Linked DNA regions of Mus musculus: region 2 is linked to region 1. Evidence: chromatin loops called from intact Hi-C (ENCODE). Cell type or tissue: left cerebral cortex. All regions are shown on one strand. Each heading gives the region's core, and the rest is flanking DNA. Links, peaks and the distances in the headings are about the cores only.

Region 1 (5,497 bases), core at 2,043-4,542:
AGTCAATTGACTTTCCTATTTACAATGAATGTTTTTCAATTATAATCCATTTTGTTATTTAATTCAAGCCTATGTAGAAAAACAGACAAGCGACTCACCTCCATCTGCCTTAGTTAATATCTGCATGGGATTCCACAGCCATGAACATAAAAATCTACTGTGTACAAAGTGAACCAGATGGCAGAGCACAGGCATATCCACCGAAAAACATTACCACTCTGATGGAAAAACCATGTGAAGACTGTTCAGCTCTGTAGTGTAATTAGTCCAAGAAGAGCCCATTATTTATTGATGAGGAGTCTCTCTCCATGGGAAGTTGGACTCCCCAGTGAGAATGTATTTTTATGGATTGAGGATTAGTAACCTTTTCAAGTTGAATTAATTACCAACTGTTTTTATTGACTACGGAAAGGGTTACCAAAATAGCAAAATTTTTTGTCATAAAGACCCTGGGGAAGACTTTTACTTTTTTTTATTACTACGATTATTTACTGGCTTAAAAACCTGATTGGTAGCTGAGGCTGTGACTGATCCACTGATTCAGCCTTCATCTGAAAATTTCAAGTTGTTCAAGAGAGACAGTCACTAGAGTTAACTGTGTTCACTAATCCCCTCCTGGGACCAGTCACTAATCCAAACTGAGTTATAGTCCAAGTAGCTAGGTGGAGTCAGGCAAAATCACTTGTCTTTCTCTTTTGTGCTATCACCAATCCCCTTGATCCACACCTGTTCACTTATCTAAGTAATGGAAGTATGGGTTGGTGAAACCCAAGTTTGCTGGCCTCAAGATCATTGCTGACATTTCTGATTGATATTTGAACCTTTAAGCAAAGTTCGTCATGAAAATAATCAATGTCATGTGTCTCTCCTGCAAATTTTGAGATGGAAATATGTTAGCAGATCATGCTTTGGTAACCGTGTTTTTATTGTGTTTTTGGTAATGGTTCTAGTACCAACAAGGAGCCTTTATTGCTGGATCCGCCTCACCTCTGTGTATTCAATTTTGTCCCAGATCAAATCAGCTTTGGTGTAGAAATGAGGTTAGACTGCTCACTAATAATGGCTTGAGCAAAAACTTTATAGTTGCATAGACATTGAAATTGTCAGTTATTTGTTTTTTTTCTATTTATATTAAAATTCTGTTTATATAAATACTATATCAGTGAGAAATCCTGTTTTACTAGGTTCTTAACCTTATTTTTCCTATACAAAAGAAAAACAAACAAACAAAATCCCTCCAGAAGCAAACAAAACTATGGAAATCCAATAGAACTAATGGCAACTTTCTCTGGCTTTGTAATACTGAGCCTACAAGCCTTTCTTAAAAGCAATAGATTTAGAACTCAAAATTTCTACTATACATTAAAATGCAATAATTATATTAAAATTCCAAACCAAACCATTAGACATATATTCATTTGTAAATACTAATGGCATATAATAATAAATAAAGGAATGGATTTGAAAAGCTTAATAATGCTTTTAAATATTAAGTCAGCTTTTTGCTATCATTCATATATTTTCAGTTTCAAAATATAGTAGTTATAAAAATAAAATTATTATAAAGCAAATTTGTCTAGTTTGTGCTTATATGCTAAATTAAAGAAAATTATATGCCAAATATGTAAAATTTATTCCACAAAAATTAACAGGCTACACAGATAAATTTTGGCAAATGCAACTTTATATTGAAGTTCACACATCTGTATCTTAAAGAATGAGACTCACAGAATCTAATGTATTTCTAAAATACCAGAAATCATATTATAAGCTTTCACAAGTTAAAACTGAAATAATTTAAAGGACCAATACACTGAATGTGCAGAAAGTATAAAGAAGACTGTGCCTTCCATACAATAAATGCTTCACAAGTTATGCCAGATGTCATACGAAGGCTGTGGGCGCCCCTGACAGCTGACATACAGTATAAACACATATCAACTGTCTGCTTCTTAGACCCCACTAGAATGGGCAGCACACCTCAGAAGAAAATCTCATTATACTAATGGTGTGCACCTTAATTTCCAAACCAAACCATTAGACAAGTATTCAATGCTCTTCCATGCACTTCCCGATGAGCAGCCAGGACCAGTTACTGATTCATTGCCTCTTGACTACTGCTCCACTGCTAAAGAAGATGAAGGATACTAGATAACCCTTTAAGGCAACACGTGTTTATTCTGCATTTTTCGAACTGCTCATCTCTGGTCAGTTGATTCCATTCATGTTGCCTCCCAGAGAGATATCTAGCATTTGTAAAATAGAAACAAACTGGAAACTTTTTCTTTTTCTTTTTTTTTACTGAATCAACAAAAAACACATAATACAGTTCAATGCTAGCAATTTCACTGGTAGGGAAGGAAAGTGGTATTTAGAAATAGCAATATATTAATACAAAAAAGGTAAACTCTAATTGGAACCAATATACTGCTTTGGAATGCTCCCCCAAACTTACAAGGCGTGTTTAAAGTGGTGTACCCCAATAATTCATGGCACATCTTTTAAGAATTACAGTACTGTTAAGTCCCCCAGTAGTGTAGTCTTTGCAAAACAAAAATAGTATGAAATGTTTTAAAGTCTTCAAACTTCTAAAATTAGCTTTTATCAACACATTTACCTCATGTCAACTTAATTTATTAAAATGTCCAATGCTAATTGTTTTTTGAAGTTTTTTTTCATATGTAATGATATACACAGCATTTAGCACTGATACTTAGCACCTGCTACTTTCGTTATCTAGTGTTCACCCACAGAAAGAAACTTAGGGCAGTGGTTCTGTCCTTTCTTAATTACAAACCTTCGCCAGCAGTCAGCAGGATCACTCCGAGATTTAAAATAGGATTATAGGTGAACTATTGCAAAGACTGCAGAATGTTGCCCAAATCCTTGTCACTGCTGATTCCCATCCTTGGTTTTCTTCTCCAGACATGGCTACAGGCCACAATTGCTTAGCAGAGAGGGTTAGTGTTTCACAAGGCTAAAGATTTACAGATGCTCCCTCATATAACACAGTAAGGTTCCCTTGGTAACCTGGATTTTCTGCAGTAAAGAAGGGTTGTGCTGAAACAGCGCCTCAGCTCCCTGTTGGAGAAAATGCAGACAAAGGGATTGATTCCTGCTTGGGCGAAACTCATCCAGACAGCGGCTGTTAGAAATCCCCCTGGTACTACAGGCCCTCGTGCAAAAACTCTCCAATAGCAGGCCACCAGGTAGGGACCCCACAAGGTTAGGAAGAGGAAAGTCATTATATAAAACATTCTGCTGATTCTTTTCTCCATTTTGAACTCATCCAAGACCAATAGCCGCCTTCTGCCTGTGGTATTCGCATTTTGCCTGATGCCCAGCAAGGTGGGTGGTGTGGGACCCCTTCCAAATCCTGCTAGCCAATTGGCAGCTGCCTGGCCGCTAGCTCCAGGGCCATGAAAGGTCCAGTTCTGACTCACTGCTGCTACAAACTGGACTGGCTTCATTTTCCTTCGATCGTGGACAAAAAATATCAGCTTGAGGTAGACAAGCTGTGTGGCTAGGAGGATGAGAGCAAGGAGCAGCATAAATCCTAGGGAATCGTTAGCCCTGAAGGAGCGGTGTTGGAAGGTGCATTGATCCTCCTCCCTAATGAAGGAGTAGGTGCCTACATCTAAAACTGGGGGGAATGCCATGGCCACGGACAGAGTCCACACCATGCAGATCACAGCCAAACACGTCCAAAAGGTCAGCCTCTTTGTATAGAAGCGGTGATGGGCGATGGCTAAGTATCTGGTGACGCTGATGCAGAAGAGCATGAAGGCAGTGTGGAAACAGGACAAAACCCCCAGGAAGGCAATCACTTTGCAAGTCAGAGTCCCGTAAGTCCAGGTGGAGCCATTTTTGACAGAGTTGAATACAAATGGAAAACAAATTGCAGATCTGAGGATGTCTGAGCAGCACAGATCCAGCAGGAAGTAGTAAGGAGCTCTATGCAAGGTCTTATCTTTCACTAGCAAAATGGAGATCAGAAGGTTGCCCACAACGCTGACTCCTATTATGAAACCCAGGGAAGTCAGTTTCAGAAAGGCTGTTAGAGGCGAGAGATTTTGCAAAATGTTGTCGGCTGCATGGCTATAGTTCGCCATAGATGGATGGAGGATAAGGAAACAGCCTCAGTCAAGTCTCATGATCTAGATATAAGAACAAGGAAAAGATAGATCCATACATTTTACTGAAAATGTAATCCACAAAGAGATCAGATCCGATCTGTGGCCATGCTTCCTCTTGCCTTCCGTTTGATTTGCCATCAGAACATCTGAAGAAGAGGAAGAAGAAGAAAAAGAAGAAGAGAAAAAGAGAGAGAACTATCAGTTCTTCAGTTGGTAAGTTATGATGTCAGTGCTGCCCCAAAGCTGTTCCTTTATGAGGAAGCAAGTAAAGTTTCAATGTTAAACAGTACTGTTTGCTTCAGCTGCAATTGGAGATGTCAGAGTACTTACTGACTGTTTCAGTACTCTAAACTAGGTAAACTTAACGGGGTCCTTATTCTAGACACCATACAGTCAGATTTGGGCATCTTCAGGAGGGAAGGGAATAAATTGTTCCACAGTTGTAAAATATGCCAGCCCCCAGCTTTGCAATGGAATCTGCAAGGTTGCTGAAAGGAGGCAGATAGCAGGCTCCCCACAGTTATCTGAGCTCCTGTAATACCATCAGTATTTTAAAGGAAGCCTCTCAGCTCATATGCATGCAGAGATCCTCTGCAAATGTATAGCTTTTGAGTCAAGTGCCCCTGTACATGCTGCATAAAAGTATTTGTTGATTAATATTGAAGCATAATTCTAACACCAGACTTCAAAATGACTAGAAACCTATCCGGAGATTCAATGTGATTTAATCTTTTGTCTTTCTTTCCCTACCCCACCCCCACCCCCCTTTTGGGAAAATCCTGTCCCTTTTAAAGCTACATGATTATTAAAAATGGTAAATGTAAATACTGGCCAGGGAAACACACCCAGAGGGATAATGCACTTCCATTTGTAAACCTTATATTCAAATGAATATAGCATGAAACGGTATCTCCGAGGCAATTAAGCCTTTCTCATTTACACTGATAATCTCTGTTGCAAATCACAAGTGGCTTTATTTTCAAACAAAATGCACATTGTCTCCTAGGTGCCAGTGAGCCACACCAGGGAAATCAGTTTCCTCTGTTATTCCCTTTGCCACTTCTCACTTGCCTGGAATATGCTGATGGAAGCCCAGGCAGAACTGCATCCGATGGTGTTAATTTCCCAACCGGTACATCCCCGGGTAAATACCGATCGCATCATGCAACATTACGAAACCTGAAATCCACCACCCCTGGATTTATAACAGAGATGGGGGAGGGGGAAGGGAGGGGGAAGAAGGGAGGGAGGGAAAGAGGGAGGGAGGAAGGGAAGGAGAGAGAGAGAGAGAGAGAGAGAGAGAGAGAGAGAGAGAGAGAGAGAGAGAGAGAGAGAGATATGCATTACATACTCGAAGATGG
Region 2 (5,497 bases), core at 1,598-4,097, 77 kb before region 1:
AACAGATAATTGGAGCCTAGAGTGGTGAGCTGTAATTGTCAAATTGATACAATCTAGAATCAACTTGGAAGAGAGTCTCAATGAGCTATTACTTACATTGTCCTGACCTGTGGACATGTCTTGAGGGGAGGGTTCCTAACCCATAGTGGTTATAGGAAGAGTTAGTCCACTATTGGTGGCACCATTCTCTAGGCAGGATGTCCTGAACTGTATAGGAGTAGAAAAAATGAGCATAAGCAAGTCAAAAAGTGAGCTTGAACACATTCATGTCTCTGCTTTTGACTGTGGATATGACATGGGTCACTGTTTCAAGATCCTACCATTGTAATTTCCCCATGATGATGGACTATCATTTGAAATTGTAAGCTAAAGTATACTATTTTTTCCTTATGTTGCTTTTTGTCATGATATATTTTTTAAAGATTGATTTGTTTTATTTTATGTATATGAGTACATTGTAGCTGTGCAGATGGCTGTAAGCCTTCATGTAGTTGTTGGGAATTGAATTTTTAGGACCTCTGTTTGCTCTGGTCCCTTAAGGGCACTGTAGCTATCTTCAGACACACCAGAAAAGGGTGTCAGATCTTATTACAGGTGGTTGTGAGCCACCATGTGGTTGCTGGGATTTGAACTCAAGACCCTTGGAAGAGCTATCAGTGTTCTTACCTGCTGAGCCATCTCTCAAGCCCCCAATACATTTGTTTTAATCACAGCAACATAAATGAAATGATAATGGATCCTTTTATTTATCCCCTGTGTAGCTTTAAACTTAAAGAAGCCTATATCTCGATTTTTTTCTTTTATTAAAATTTGTTTTTTCCCCTCATATAATATATCCTGATTATGGTTTCCTCTCTCTATAACTCCCAGTTCTTCCCTACTTCCTGTCCCTTCCACATCTATCTCTCATTGGAAAACAAAACAGTTTTCTAAGGGATAATAATGAAACAAAGCAAAATAAAATAAAATAAAATAAAATAAAATAAAATAAAATAAAATAGACAAAACAAAAACTAACACATTAGAATTGGACAAAACAAGCAAATAGCAGGAAAGAAAGCCCAAGAAAAGGCAGAGGAGCTAGATAATGTGCTCATTTGCATACTCCTGAGTTCCATAAAAACAATAACCTAGAAGCCCTAATATATACATAAGGGACCTGATACAGACCTGTGCAGGCCCTGTCCATTCAAGTAGCATATAGATAGACTTTTAAAGGACACCTACCTATTGGTTTGTAAATGTGACATATTTCTATGTAATAACTGATAAAAGACATAGCATTGCATTTTCTTAACAGTTTTGTAACAGGCATGTAATTATTGTGTTTCAGTATTCCTATTTTGATGTTATCCTTTTTTAATGTGATTGCTTTTATAATATACACTTTATTTTCCTTTTCCTTTATTTATCTACTTGAGATTTTAAAAGTTACATTAAGTTCACATAAAATGTCTTTATCACTGTAAAAGTTTGTTTAAGTCGATAACTTCTCTCATAAGTCTAAATATTTTCTTCTAACTTTTATGTTATGTCACAAGGTTACTAATTAACCTTGCTACTAATTAACCTTAATATATAAGATACATGATTTTAGTAATTTTTATCTTCTAATAATATTTTTATCCTTTAGAGTTAAATGATTTGTGACTATCACAAAAATATTAGAGGATTCTGAATCTTTAGTGTCATCTCATTTCACAAAAGGCAGGTTAGTAGCAATGGTATCTTTTAGTTTTTTTTTTTTTTTTAATTGGTCTGGAAGGCTCTTTCCTTTGTGAAAGCAAGCTTGCCAGGTAATTACATTGGACATACTTTTTTTTTTCTGTAATGTTTTTGATAAAAAAAATCCACAGATGATGATATTGAGATTCCTTTGCAAATATTAAGTATTATTTATTCTGGGTTCAAAACCCTTTCTCTTTGACTTTTGAAATTTTGATTTTAATATGTGTCGGTGAAGATCTATTCATAGTTTCTGATTTGTGGTTTTGTTATACATCTTGCATCTGCATGTCCTTTGTATAGTTTTCCATGCTTTCTGCCAATAATTCTTTAAATAAACTTTATGTTTCTTTATCTCTGCTCCCTTTTGGACACTCATAATGTATATATTGCTTTGCTTGATAGTGTCTCACACATTCAGTAGGTTTTCTTCATCTATAATTCTTTTCCTTTGACTGGGAAATTTCAAAGAAGCTCTCATTGAGTTTACTCATTCTTTTTTCTCTTGTTTTTGAGTTTGTTTTTTTAAACCCATCACAGTGTATACTATTTTAACCACTATTTTTTAGCTTTAAATTTTAATATTTTTTACCTCCTTATTAAACTTTTTTGGTTGATATTATTTTCTCTATTACACTTATTTCTTGATCTGAGTTCTCTTGTAAACCACTAAGTTTCTTTATGACAATTATTTGTATTTTTGTCTGAAGTTTATACATTTCTATTGTTTTGTAGTCTGTTGTTGAAGCCTCATTTTGTGCTTTTGGTGATGTCCCATTTCTCTTGCTATTCATAATCATTTCATCCTATGCATTGGTACAACAATCCATTGGCATATAAAGGCTTGAAAATGTATGTACTGATTTGAATTTTCACAGACTGTTTTATTCTATCTAATCATGAGGAGTTTCTATGAAGGTGGTCTTTTAAGATTGGTGGATAGGTTTTTAGTTAAGGAAACTGGCACACAATTTAAAGTCCACAAAGGTAGTTGAAGTCTTGAGTTCATCTGGGTGAATCTGAACCTTGTACCTGTAAAGCTGGCCTACATGATGGATCAACAGTTCCTGGCCTGGCACTGGGATCCACAAGGAAAATCCCACTTTTCTGGTATGTGGAGCTGGGTATGGTTCTGTAGGGTGGGTCTGAGGCCTGTGCTGACAGATGCTGTCTTAGAATCCAACTAGAAGCAGCCCAGTAAGACTTTAGACCTCAAGGAGGTTGAAGAAGCCTTTTTCAGGGGCAAACATGGCAGAATCAAGTTTGTGAATGTCTTTCAATTTAAATTGTTAATTGAAATAACATCCATTACAATAGACAATTTTTTTTTATAACATAGCCCTTAGACTTTAAATTGTCTTGTTTAATCCTCAGTGGTTTTTAAGACAAAATGCTCACATTTTGCAGAAGTTAGATAACCTGACTTGGGTTACTCTTCCACTAGGTGGCAGAGGGAGAATTTGCATTATCTCAGAATGACTTATTTGTATTAAACTCAGGAAACTTTCTGGATGTTGATATAGGCCTTAGACAATCTTATATTTGATTATAAGTGAACTTTGTAAAGAGGGTTTAAGATCAGGTTTGAGGAAATTATTTTCATTAATTAATTGCTTGAATTCTTCTTTGACTGTTAAAAGAATGTATAAACAATTTGATATCTTCCAGAATGATTTTTTAATGAAGGAATTTATTTATCTCTGTATTGACTCCATTGATAGTTTGTCGCAACTTCCAATGATTACACTGGATTGTGAGTAGTTTTAAGAGGGAAGAGACAGTCTCCTACACCCCCCCCCCCCAATTCATTAGCTTTGCATCAATAGTTCTCTCTCTCTCAAAAAACAAAAACAAAACAAACAAACACAAAAAAAGAAACTGCTACATTTGCCACCAGAGGGAGTCATGTGAATTCCATAACAAATTGATGGAGGAAAGAATTTTTTCATGGCCTACTCATTTTTCAATTAGCCTTCAAAATTTGGTAAAGATTGGAAATAATTCAATATTTCACTTTATTTCATCAATTAGATAGATTGATTATATATGTTGGATGTGAAAACCGAAGGAACAAGTTGCTAGAGCTAATAATAAATAATGATAACAACAACAATAATAGTAATAATAATAGTAATAATAATAATAATAATAATAATAATAATATATAGGATTACAGCAAAAAGGGCTGGGGGAGAATGGTCCCCTTGGGCTCATAACTTTGAATACTTGGTCCTGAGATTATGGGGATTTTTCAGGGGAGGAATTAGGTGTGGCCTTTTTGAGGATATGTGTCACTGAAGGCAGGCATTGAGGTTTAAAAAGCCCACACCATTCCTAGTTAGCCATCTTTGTCTTGTTGATCAAGATGTGAGCTCTCAAGTACAGCTACAGTACCAGGTTCACCTGCCTAGGGGCCATGCTTGCCACCAAGATGGTCATGGACTCCAATCCTATAAAATGGTGAGCCCCAAGTTAAATTTTTCTTCTATAAGTTTCCTTGATCATGATGTCTTTTCATGGAGTTAGAAAAGTAGCTAAGACAGTGCACAGCAGTAAGCCTTGTTCAGACCCTTAGAGTCCATGTACAGCTGAATGTGTGGCAGATGTCTGCACTGCAGTGTTCCTACTGCAGCACTGGAGATGGAGACAGGAGCATCTCTGGGAGCTTGTAAGCTAGCAAGCAAACAAGAGACACCATCTCAAACAAGGTGGAATGTGATGAGACTAGTGCCCCTCCCCCACCTCTGCACATGTGCTATTAGTATGCATATGCTCTCACTCCAACATACCATTAGCATATACCCATATCCACAATAAAAAATAAAATGATGGCACATTCAAGATTTTAACAACATCAATTTAGTAATATTCTGAACCCCAAAATTAAACTTTGATCTGTTTATTATAAACATCATTATCTAATATCAGAATAATGCTTAAAAACTTTAAAATCAAAAATTCATTGATGTTTCAGTAAGTATACTATCCATGATACTATCTTAGCCAGGATGACTGTGATTATTTATAGTAAATATAATACCAAATCAAATCAAAATGAAAAGAAAATTTAGAGTAGCACTCTCTCATAACCAAAGCTACTTAGTGAATTGGTACTCTCCAGGACCCAGTCTCAGACTGCTCTGAACTGACAAATGAGGGGGAAATATATCAACTTACTAGAAAACTTATAATGAAATTTGTTTTATTTCCAATTTTAGAAATAAATGAGCAAAAACATTTTCTGAAACCCACTATGTACATAGCACTAAATTGCCATTAAGCTCAAGATGTAATGTTTATCTTAAGATGAGCTTTGTAACGCTTCTTAGACTACTTCACAGAGATCTGTGTTTTCACAAGAGGCTAGCTGTCCAGCTTCACCATTGTTGCCTGGGAACTTGTTCCAAATATAAATGCTCAAGCTAAACGCTGACACTACTGAGAACGTTCAAGGATGAGGCTCAAGTTTCTCTATTTTGATAGGCTCTGGGGAAGTATAGAGCTTGAGAGCCAGCTAGAACGATAGTCCCTTGAAACTTTGTCTAATGACTTATACAAATTACAGTACATACCTTTGTTTTTATTAATTAATTATTTATTTATTTCTCTTTTGTTATTATTAATCATTCCATTAGTTTATATCTCATACGATATCTCACTTCCTGGTTACTCCCTCCACCAACCCTCCATCCAATGATATTTCACTTACCCCTTACCCCTCTACCACCCCCCCATCCCACATCTGCCTTCTCCCCTCCCTTTTGCCTAGTGA

The links. Peaks named below come from ENCODE experiments on the same cell type or tissue, not always from the same donor. Only the 100,000 strongest peaks of a DNase experiment are listed, where the experiment ranks them.
Region 2: a loop joins it to region 1, with 2.0 times the contacts of the local background. A loop is called at or near these places in 2 of 42 quality-filtered maps.

Annotation. Positions count from the first base shown.
Region 1 is chr6:13,832,792-13,838,288 of GRCm38, forward strand. Gpr85 (G protein-coupled receptor 85) reads right to left here. Exons shown (of 3, transcript NM_001330667.1): 3 at 1,661-4,282. The coding sequence starts at 4,112. The coding sequence ends at 3,000. Among named protein-coding and RNA genes, the nearest start is that of Gpr85, 4.4 kb to the right of the region's middle. In left cerebral cortex, for the core only: a CTCF peak has its summit at 3,077; DNase peaks (open chromatin) are centred at 2,057, 3,098, 3,336, 3,809 and 2 more places; H3K4me3 peaks cover 2,500 bases; H3K27ac peaks cover 1,886 bases.
Region 2 is chr6:13,756,002-13,761,498 of GRCm38, forward strand. No RefSeq gene overlaps it. Among named protein-coding and RNA genes, the nearest start is that of Bmt2, 81 kb to the left of the region's middle. In left cerebral cortex, for the core only: CTCF peaks have their summits at 3,148 (motif pointing right) and 3,348; a DNase peak (open chromatin) is centred at 3,157.